Regions from separate parts of the Homo sapiens genome. Here region 1 is linked to region 2. A link is an interaction called in ENCODE POLR2A ChIA-PET data of the cell type or tissue named here. Cell type or tissue: A673. All regions are shown on one strand. Each heading gives the region's core, and the rest is flanking DNA. Links, peaks and the distances in the headings are about the cores only. Region 1 overlaps MEI1 (meiotic double-stranded break formation protein 1). Region 2 overlaps MEI1 (meiotic double-stranded break formation protein 1).

Region 1 (5,380 bases), core at 185-5,184, 53 kb after region 2:
AGAATTAGGACTTTCTCTGTTACATAATCAGTGTACAGTGATCAAAATCAAGAAATTTAACATTGTATATAATATTGTGTAATCCTTAGTCATCAATAGTCAAATTTCACTATACCAAAATGTTCTTTTTTTTTTTTTTTTTTTTTTTTTAGACGGAGTCTTGCTCTGTCGCCAGGCTAGAGAGTGCAGTGGCGTGATCTCGGCTCACTGCAACCTCCGCCTCCCGGGTTCATACCATTCTCCTGCCTCAGCCTCCTGAGTAGCTGGGATTACAGGCACCCGCCACCATGCCTGACTAATTTTTTGTATTTCTTAGTAGAGACGGGGTTTCACCGTATTAGCCAGGATGGTCTTGATCTGCCCGCCTCGGCCTCCCAAAGTGCTGGGATTACAGGCATGAGCCACCGTGCCGGCCATACGGTTTTTGTTTTTTGAGACAGAGTTTTGCTCTGTCGCCCAAGCTGGAGTGCAGTGGCGCGATCTCTGCTCACTGCAACCTCTGCCTCGGGTTCAAGCAATTATCCTGCCTCAGTGCCCCAAGTAGCTGGGATTACAGGTGCGTGCCACCATGCCTGGCTAATTTTTGTGTTCTTAGTAGAGACAGGGTTTCACCATGTTGGCCAGGCTGGTCTCGAACTCCTGACCTTCTGATCCACCCGCCTCAGCCTTCCAAAGTGCTGGGATTACAGGTGTGAGCCACCGTGCCTGGCTTACAATTCCTTCTATATTTTTTAGTTGGAATTCTACTGTATGGACGTTTTCTTTCTTTTTATTATTCATTTTACTCAATATTATTATTATTTTTCGAGACAGGGTCTTGCTCTGTCACCCAGACTGGAGTGCAGTGGTGTGATCACAACTCCCTGCAGGCTTGACCTCCTGAGCTCAAGCAATATTCCCACCTCAGCTTCCTGAGTAGCTGGTACCACAGGCATGCACCACTGCATATGCCTGGCTAATTATTTTTATTTCCTGTAGAGACGGACTGGTCTCAAACTCCTGGGCTCAGGCAATCCCCCTGCCTTAGCCTCCCAAAGTGCTAGGATTACAGGTGTGAGCCACTGCTCCTGTCTCCAGTATTATTTTTGAGAATTACTCGTGTAGATTCACGTTGCCCTAGTTTATCAGGAAGTTGTTCTGATTAGAGTGAAAAGAAAGGTTAGAAGGGAGGTGAAAGAGTTTAGAAGGCAGAACAGGGACCATCAAGCTACTGGAGGCAGGGAAGCTCTTTGTTCTGGGCAGCTGGTTGGGCTAAAGAGGTGTGGGTAGAGGAGCACCCTCCATGGTCACTGAGGTCCTTGGTGAGCAATGGGACTGCCTAGATGAGGTAGTGCTGCAAGGGGCACCTTCAGGAGGCTCGTGGACGTCTTCCCCATAAAATTTGCCTGCTAGCTCCCAGGCCTTTCCTTGGCTTCTGTCTCTGATGTCACCTTCTTTATGTGGTATCTTTATGAAAAGGCTTCCTTGGTACCATTTACCTGTGAATGCCCTTTATGTAGAAGCAGGGTAACCTTGTATACATGCATTGTGCAGAAAGGCAGGACTCCTGGGTCCACATTCTCGTTCTGTTGCTAATGTTCTGGGCCTTCCTGGCGAGATCTCCTTCCCTTTCTGGGCCTTGGGCAGAGTTATCTCTGAGATCCTTTCTGATTCTCATGGTCTTTGAGCCTTTGTGGAAGCAGTGGAGGAGATACACACTGATGTGTGTTAAGGTATGTGTCTGAGGATCCCCAATAGCCAGAGTGTGGGTGTCTCTGTGGGGATGGATATTTCAGAGTGTCAGGCCTTACTTATGCCTGGAAACTCTTCCTTTTCAGCAACTTCATTGCAGTTTGATCAGCATTTCCTAAGCTGTTGAACACAACTCTATGCCGATGATTTTTTATTTGCTTCTCAACATTTCAGCTACTCAACCAATGTGGATTGACCACTTGACATGAGCTAGGTACCATGTGGGGCCCTGTCAGGTCTGAAATGAATCAAACAAGTTCCTTGCCCTCAGAGAACACAAGTTTGTCAGGAGAGACAAAAAGATCTCCTATGGGTCAGGCAGCTACAGTAATGAGTGCTCTCCTGGAGCTGGGGGACTGGTCAAGAACCAGCAAAGCATTATATAGCATCAGGAGAGGCTTTGTGGAGGAGATGGAGGAGGTGAAGGGAGAACTTTGAAGCTGAGAGCAGAGTATGATTTAATGTACAGAAGTGGGAAGATGCCCAATCTATCCATTCAAGGAAGGAAGCCTAGCTTAATGTGCCTTAGCTAAGTCATATGGGAGGTAGAATAGAGAGGAGCTGAAAAGGTAGACTTAAGTCTTTATTAACATGCTTGAAAATGAAATTAGGCCGGGCGCAGTTGCTCACGCCTGTAATCCTAGCACTTTGGGAGGCCGAGGCGGGCGGATTGACTGAGCTCAGGAGTTTGAGAGCAGCCTGGGCAACATGGTGAAACCCTGTCTCTACTAAAATACAAAAAATTAGCTGGGCGTGGCGGCATGCGCCTGTAGTCCCAGCTACTCGGGAGGCTGAGGCAGGAGAATTGCTTGAATCCTGGAGGCGGAGGTTGCAGTGAGCTGTGAGCTGAGATTGCGCCACTGCATTCCAGTCTGGGTGACATAGTGAGACCCTGTCTCCCAAAAAAAAAAAAAAAATGAAATTAAGGGAACAATTCCATTTACAATAGCATCAAGAAATTAAATACTTGGGAATATAACTTAACAAAGTATAAGGACTTTGTGTTAGTCAGTTCTCGCATTCTTATAAAGAACTACCAGAGACTGAGTAATTTATAAAGACAAGAGATTTATGTGACTCACAGTTTCACAGGCTATACAGGAAGCATGGCTGAGGAGGTCTCAGGAATCTTACAGTCATGGCAGAAAGCAAAGGGGAAGCTGGCATATCTTATATGGCTGGAGAAGGAGGAAGAGAGTGAAAAGGGAGGTGCTACAAACTTTAAAACAACCAGAGCTCATGAGAATTCACTCAGTATCACAAGAACAGCAACGGGGAGGTCCACCCCCATGATCCAGTCACCTCCCACCAGGCTCCTCCTCCAACACTGAGGATTATAATTTGGACATGAGATTTGGGCGGGGACACAAATCCAAATCATATCAACTTATATAGTGAAAATTTCAAAACATTACTGTTTTTCTCTAGTTTTTTTCTTAATTAAAAATCTAAATTAACAGACTGCATTCATGAATTGGAAGACTTAATAGTTTAAGATGGCAGTGCTCTCCAAATTGATCGGTAGATTCAATGCAATCTGTATCAAAATCCCAATTGTACTTTTTTGCAAAAATGAATAAGCTGAACCTAAAATTCATATGGAAATGCAAAATAGTCAAAACAATCTTGAAAAAAAAGAACAAAGTTGGAAGACTCATACCTTTTTTATTTTGGAACTTAGCAAAAAACTATAGTAATCAGGATAGTGTGGTACTGACATAGGAGTAGACATATAGATCAATGAAATAGAATTGAGAGTCCAGAAGTAAACCCATACATTTATGGTCAATTTTTGATGAGGATGCCAAGATAATTCAATGGGGGAAGATTTGTCTTTTCAGAAAATTTTCAGGAACAACTAGATATACACATGCAAAAGAATGAAGTTGGACTCTTAACTCATATCATACACAAAAATGAACTCACAATGAGTGAAAGACCTAAATGAGCCAAAACTGTAAAACCCATATAATAGCATATTAAGGAATTTTTTTTTTTTTGAGATGGAGTTTCACTCTTGTTACCCAGGCTAGAGTGCAATGGCGTGATCTTGGCTCACCACAACCTCTGCCTCCCGGGTTCAAGTGAGTCTCCTGCCTCAGCCTCCCAAGTAGCTGGGATTACAGGCATGTGCCATTATGCCCGGCAAATTTTTTATTTTTAGTAGAGACGGAGTTTCTCCATGTTGGCCAGGCTGGTCTCAAACTCCCGACCTCAGGTGATCCGCCCACCTCAGCCTCCCAAAGTGCTGGGATTACAGGCATGAGCCCCCACGCCCAGCCTCATACTAAGAAATTTGAACATTGTTATGGGAATGCAATGGGAAGAGGTAGGTTTGTGAGGAGTAAGAAATTATTCAACAAGGCCGGGCACGGTGGCTCACACCTGTAATCCCAGCACTTTAGGAGGCCAAGGCGGGCAGATCACCTGAGGTCAGGGGTTTGAAACCAGCCTGACCAACATGGAGGAACTCCGTCTCTACTAAAAATACAAAATTAGCCGGGCATGGTGGCACATGCCTGTAATCCCAGCTACTCAGGAGGCTGAGGCAGGAGAATCACTTGAACCCGGGAGGCAGAGGTTGCGGTGAGCCGAGATCATGCCATTGCACTCCAGCCTGGGCAACAGGAGCGAAACTCTGTCTCAGAAAAAAAAAAAGAAATTATTCAACATATCTCCCCTTCACCCCTTCTGTGCCAGGCCCTATGCTAAGTGCACAGATTAATCTGCCACAGTCCCTACCCTCAAGCAGCTTTCAGTCTAGTGTGGGAAGTAGACATGCACACTGACAATTACAACCCACTGTGGTACCATCATCAAGCTGGGTTTCTTGACCTCGGCACTATTAATATTTTGCACCAGATCATTCTTGTGTGATAAGCTTTGTAGGATATTTAGCAGCATCCCCACTCTCTCCCTACTAGATCCCAATAGCATTCCCCCAATCAAGATAGTAAAAAATGTCTCCAGACTTTACCAAATGTCCCATGGGGACAAAATCACCCCTAGTTGATAACTTCTGTTATAAGGTAAGTACAGTGGTATTTTCTCACTAAAGTGCCTTGGGATGAGCTAGCCAAGGTGTCCTGGAATACTGAGATGACAGTACATTTTTCCTAGTCATCTCTTGGCCATGTTGGGGTCTCTTGGGTCCTCTGCAAGGTGTATTTACCTCCTTTCTTTGTTTTGCCTCCAGACTATGGTCAGTGCAATCAGAAAATTCCTAGAAGGCATCCCAGACCTGCAGCTAGTCTATACTCACCATCCGCTCCTGCTCAGGTTCTTTCTGTTGTATCCAGAGCTCATGAGTAGGTATGGGCACCGTGTCCTGGAACTTTGGTTCTTCTGGGAAGAGAGCAGCTATGAGGAACTGGATGATGTCACCTCTGCTGGGCAGCCCGCCCTTCCTGCCAGCTTAGTAGTCCTGTTCCAGTTGCTCAGAAGCATCCCCAGCATCCTGCTCATCTTGCTGGTAGGCAACCACTCATTCATTTCTACATTCAGAAATCGTGGGCCTTCTCTCTCTGAGAGCCGGTTTACTGAGGTCAGGAGGCACCCACATCTGCTTCAGCCCACCTCCAGACTTATCACTGTCTGCATGTGAGTTGGAGGGGTGGTGGTCTCTTCTACTTGTAGGTGCCTAGTTTCT
Region 2 (5,380 bases), core at 96-5,095:
CTCACTACAAACTCCACCTCCCAGATTCATGCCATTCTCCTGCCTCAGCCTCCTGAGTAGCTGGGACCACAGATGCCTGCCACCATACCTGGCTAATTTTTTTGTATTTTTAGCAGAGACGGGGTTTCACCGTGTTAGCCAGGATGGTCTCCATCTCCTGACCTCGTGATCCGCCCATCTCGGCCTCCCAAAGCGCTGGGATTACATGCGTGAGCCACCGCGCCCGGCTGGGCATTAGAATTTTTTTAAAGCTTCCTAGGTGAGTCTAATGTGCAGCCTGAGTTGAGAACCACTGATAATAAATCAAAGAAGGCCAGGCATGGTGACTCACACCTATTATCCCAGCACTTTGGGAGACAGGCAGGAGGACTGCTGAAGCCCAGGCATTTGAGATTACCCTGGGCAGTACAGACCCTGTCCCTACAAAAAAATTAAAAAATTAGCCAGGCATAGTGGCATGTACCTGTAGTCCCAGCTGCTTGAGAGCCTGAGTGGGAGGATTGCTTGAGCCCAGGAGTTCAAGGCTGCAGTGAGCTATGATCACACCACTGCACTTTAGCCTGGATGACCCTGTCTCTAAACAAAGCAAAAGCAAAATCAAAAGAAAAAAAAAAAAGAAGCCAGAACTCCTTTAGTTTAGATGTGCACACATAGTTGTTTTTTTGTTTTGTTTTGTTTTGTTTTTGAGACAGAGTTTTTGCTCTCGTTGCCCATGCTGGAGTGCAATGGCACGATCTTGGCTCACTACAACCTCCGCCTGCCGGGTTCAAGCAATTCTCCTGCCTCAACCTCCCGAGTAGCTGGGATTACAGGCCTGCACCTCCATGTCCGGCTAATTTTGTTTTTCTAATAGAGACGAGGTTTCTCCATGTTGGTCAGGCTGGTCTCAAATTCCTCACCTCAGGTGATCCGCCTGCCTCGGCCTCCCAAAGTGCTGGGATTACAGATGTGAGCCACTGTGCCTGGCCTGTGCACACATAGTTAAATGGAAGAAATAGAAAAGTATAATACCAATTAGCCCAGGCAAATCACTATCCTGCACTGATTGAGTAGAAGGGCCATGGAAGGTGGACTCTGGGTTGGGGGTGCCTCCTGGTTAGTAATACTGTTGTGTCTGTTCAGTCCTTATTCAGATCACAACGCAGCTGAAGCTGGAGCAGACTATCCGTTGCCTGCTGGATGAGTGCCACAAAGAGGTCAGAAAATAGCTATGGGTTCTTGAGTCTCTCAGAATCCTCAGATGTCAGAGCTGGGTCAACCCTTTGAACAAATGAGAGATTGAAGTCCAGGGAGGAAAAGGAGCTTTCCTGAGGTCACTGAGTTGGTGGCAGAGTCAGAGCTAAGGCCTGGGTCCACTGATCATGCTCCAGTGTTCTTTACAGCTTTCTTCTTTCCCCTTTCAATCTCCCAAATGTTACCTCCATGCAATGAAGTGCCATCTTTCTGGCATAATCATCCCATGGTTCATTTTCCGTGACTTCCTAATTATAATACAGATTTCCTTGATGAAGTTGTCAAGGAAATATGTTCTCTATGTCTTGTTTTGGTGGTTTTATTTAATTTTGAATTGTATACATTACTTAGTACTGAAGGTGTTTGGTTCTATCAGCTTACTTTGTACTGAAGGCGTTTGCTTCTATCTGAGGTAAGCATTGAGTGGATATGGTATGTTTAATCTGCTTTCTTCAGTGTAGTCAAAGAAATTAGTTAGCCAGGCACAATGGCTCACACCTGTAATCCCAGCACTTTGGGAGGCTGAGGTGGGTGGATCACTTGAGGTCAGGAGTTCGAGATCAGCCTGGCCATTATGGTGAAACCCCGTCTCTACTAAAAATACAAAAAAAAAAAAAAATTAGCTGGGCGTGGTGGTGCATGCAAGTAATCCCAGCTACTGGGGAGGCTGAGGCAGGGGAATTGCATGAACCCAGGAGGTGGAGTTTGCAGTGAGCTGAGATCGCACCACTGCACCCCAGCCTGGGTGACAAAGCAAGACTCCATCTAAAAAAAAAAAATATCAGTTAAAGAGCAGCTTTTGTGTTGTATTTAAGACTGAGGAATAATATCAGAATAACTTTTTATTTAATTTGCAGAAGGAAAACAAATGTTTATCTTGTTAAAACCATCAAGAACATTTCATTATAAATTATATTTCAATTATATCATAGTTATTTTACATATGATTAATATGTCAGATTGAATTTATAATTATATATATCAGTGCTTATGATTATGATGAGATGATGCCACTTAACATTTATTGAGCACTTTCTATGGGCTAGGGATTGTATGAGGTGGTTTATATGTAATATCTCATTCAGCCCTATCAACAACCCTATAAAGCTGTTACTATTATTATTTCCCACCAGAGTTAAGAATCTTGCCAAAAGTGGTATGACTAGCTAGTCAATAGAAAAGGTAAAATATGGACTATTGACTCTCCCTGTAAAGCATGAAGCATAGTGCCTGGTATACAGAGAATGTTCAGTAATAGGAGCTATAATAACTATGATAACAATAATTTTTTTTTTTTTTTTGAGACGGAGTCTTTCACTGTTTCCCAGGCTGGAGTGCAGTGGCGCAATCTTGGCTCACTGCAAGCTCCGCCTCCCGGGTTCACGCCATTCTCCTGCCTCAGCCTCCCGAGTAGCTGGGACTACAGGCGCCTCCCACCACACCCGGCTAATTTTTTGTACTTTTAGTAGAGACGGGGTTTCACTGTGTTAGCCAGGATGGTCTCGATCTCCTGACCTCGTGATCCGCCCGCCTCGGCCTCCCAAAATGCTGGGATTACAGCGTGAGCCACCACGCCTGGCCAACAATAATTTTTTTTTTTTGCATCGAGTCAGTGTTCTGTCTTTATGACATTTCAAACTTTTGTCCCCCAACTTCTGGTTCTATGGAGGCAAAATATGTAGATTTTAATTCAGTTTAACAAACATGCACTGAGCTAGGTACTGAGGACTCTGAGAGGACTCAGTCCCTTTCCTCTGGGAGTTCCCAGTCCAGTGGGGGAGCTGGACACTAAGCTAAAAAAGCTGATTGCTGACTGTGGTGAGAGACACATGCAATACAGGCATTGGTGTGGGTAGGGAAAGATCAGTTTTGGTGGAAGATCTGTCCTGATCCTAATTGACAGAATGGAGCATATTCACTTTCTGTAGCTGTGTAACATGCCCTCCATGCGAGGCAGCCTGGCCACCCTGACCCTTCTTGGCAAGTTGGTGGATGCCATCCCTGCTCTGGCAGACGAGCTTGTAATGGAGCATGGTGAGTGACCTGTGGGAGGAGCTGCCACTACCCTTTTACCTGCTTTTATCATACTGCCATTTGGGTGTCCCATTCACTCTGTACACCTGGGAAGTCATTACTTTCCTGCTTTAGCCTTCAGTTTCCCCGTCTGCAAAATGTACTGTATGTCGGTCAATTTGAAAAAGGTCAGTTTTTTGACTCTATTCTTGGACTATTTCCATTCATTCTTTTTTTTTTTTTTTTTTTTTTTTTTTTTTTTTTTTTTGAGACGGAGTCTTGCTCTTGTTGCCCAGGCTGGAGTGCAATGGCGCAATCTCGACTCACTGCAACCTCCACCTCCCGGGTTCAAGCGATTCTCCTACCTCAGCCTCCCGAGTAGCTGGGATTACAGGCATGTGCCACCACGCTGGACTAATTTTGTATTTTTGGTAGAGACGGGGTTTCTCCATGTTGGTCAGGCTGGTCTTGACCTCCCAACCTCAGGTGATCCGCCTGCCTCAGCCTCCCAAAGTGCTGGGATTACAGGCGTGAGCCACCACGCTGGCCTTCCATTCATTCTTTTTTTTTTTTTTTTTTCCCTGAGACGAGTCTTGCTCTGTTGCCCAGGCTGGAGTGCAGTGGCGCGATCTCGGCTCACTGCAAGCTCTGCCTCCCGGGTTCACGCCATTCTACTGCCTCAGCCTCCCGAGTAGCTTGGACTACAGGCGCCTGCCACCATGCCTGGCTAATTTTTTGTATTTTTAGTAGAGACGGAGTTTCACCATGTTAGCCAGGATGGTCTCGATCTCCTGACCTGCTGTTGGACCCGCCTCAGTCTCCCAAAGTGCTGGGATTACAGGTGTGAGCCACCACGCCCGGCTCCATTCATTCTTTAACACAAATTAATTAAGTACCTACTATGAACCTTCCTTTTGGATGGAAGGAGGAATTCTGGAATATAGAAGCACTTTTTTCTGTCAGTGAAATGCAAATAAATATCTCCCAGAGGATTTACCAAAGGGTAAATAACTTCTTTAAGTTGGTTTCCCCTTTTTAAAAAAATTAATAATAATAATAATAATTTTTTGAGACAGAACCGGGCTACAGCGCAGTGGCATGATCTTGGCTTACTGAAATCTCTGCCTCCCAGGTTCAAGTGATTTTCCTGCTTCAGCCTCCTGAGTAGCTGGGATTATAGGCGTCCGCCACAACACCAGGCTAATTTTTGTATTTTTAGTAGAGGTGGGGTTTCGCCATGTTGGCCAGACTGGTCTTGAACTCCTGACTTCAAGTGATCTGCCCACCTCGGCCTCCCAAAGTGGTGGGATTACAGCCATGAGGCACCATGCCCAGCCTAATTATTATTATTTTTTAGAGACCAGATCTCACTATGTAGAGCAGGTTGGTCTCAACCTGCTGGTCTCAAGTGATCCTCCCACCTTGGCCTCCCAAAGTGCTGAGATTTCAGGAATGAGCCACTGCACCTGGCTTTCTTTTTCTTTTTTCTTTTCTTTTTTTTTTTTTTTGAGTTGGAGTCTCGCTCTGTTGCCTAGGCTGGAGTGTGGTGGCATGATCTCGGCTCACTGCAACCTCTGCCTCGTGGGTTTCAGCGATTCTCCTGCCTCAGCTTCTCAAGTAGCTGGGATTACAGGCGTGTGCCAGCATGCCCGGCTAATTTTTGTATTTTTAGTAGATGCTGGGTCTCGTCTTGTTGGCCAGGCTGGTCTCGAACTCCTGACCTTAGGTGATCCTTCTGCCTTGGCCTTCCCAAGTGCTGGGATTACAGGTGTGAGTTACTGTGCCCAGTTTGGTTTTGCCTTTAGATTAAGCATGCAGAAAGCATTTTTTGTGGGGGATTATAGGGACTTACCATTACTACCCCGTTAGGAATAATAGATTGGAGTTTCATATAGCAGTTGACATTGTGAAATTTCCCTTGGCTCCTTGGTTGTTTTCTGGACAGGCAACCTGATGGAGCATCTGTTGAGAGGCTTAGTATACCCCAGTGAGGGCATACAAGCTTCTGTCTGTTACCTTTATGGGAAGCTATACTCCTCACCAGTGGCAGCTGAGATGCTTTCAGGACACTTCCGTGAGAAGCTTTTTCCCCTCTTCCTTTCCATCCTGGATGGTGCCCAGACAAAGGAGCTGC

Evidence for each region. Peaks named below come from ENCODE experiments on the same cell type or tissue, not always from the same donor. Only the 100,000 strongest peaks of a DNase experiment are listed, where the experiment ranks them.
Region 1: POLR2A ChIA-PET joins it to region 2 with 7 read pairs; 7 of 35 experiments call an interaction of 5 or more read pairs at or near these places.

Annotation. Positions count from the first base shown.
Region 1 is chr22:41,765,759-41,771,138 of GRCh38, forward strand. MEI1 (meiotic double-stranded break formation protein 1) reads left to right here. Exons shown (of 31, transcript NM_152513.4): 20 at 4,928-5,203. Among named protein-coding and RNA genes, the nearest start is that of CCDC134, 32 kb to the right of the region's middle. In A673, for the core only: no CTCF peak of the experiment used is centred there; a DNase peak (open chromatin) is centred at 2,913.
Region 2 is chr22:41,712,880-41,718,259 of GRCh38, forward strand. MEI1 (meiotic double-stranded break formation protein 1) reads left to right here. Exons shown (of 31, transcript NM_152513.4): 4 at 1,123-1,196; 5 at 3,162-3,267; 6 at 5,192-5,380. Among named protein-coding and RNA genes, the nearest start is that of MEI1, 16 kb to the left of the region's middle. In A673, for the core only: no CTCF peak of the experiment used is centred there; no DNase peak of the experiment used is centred there.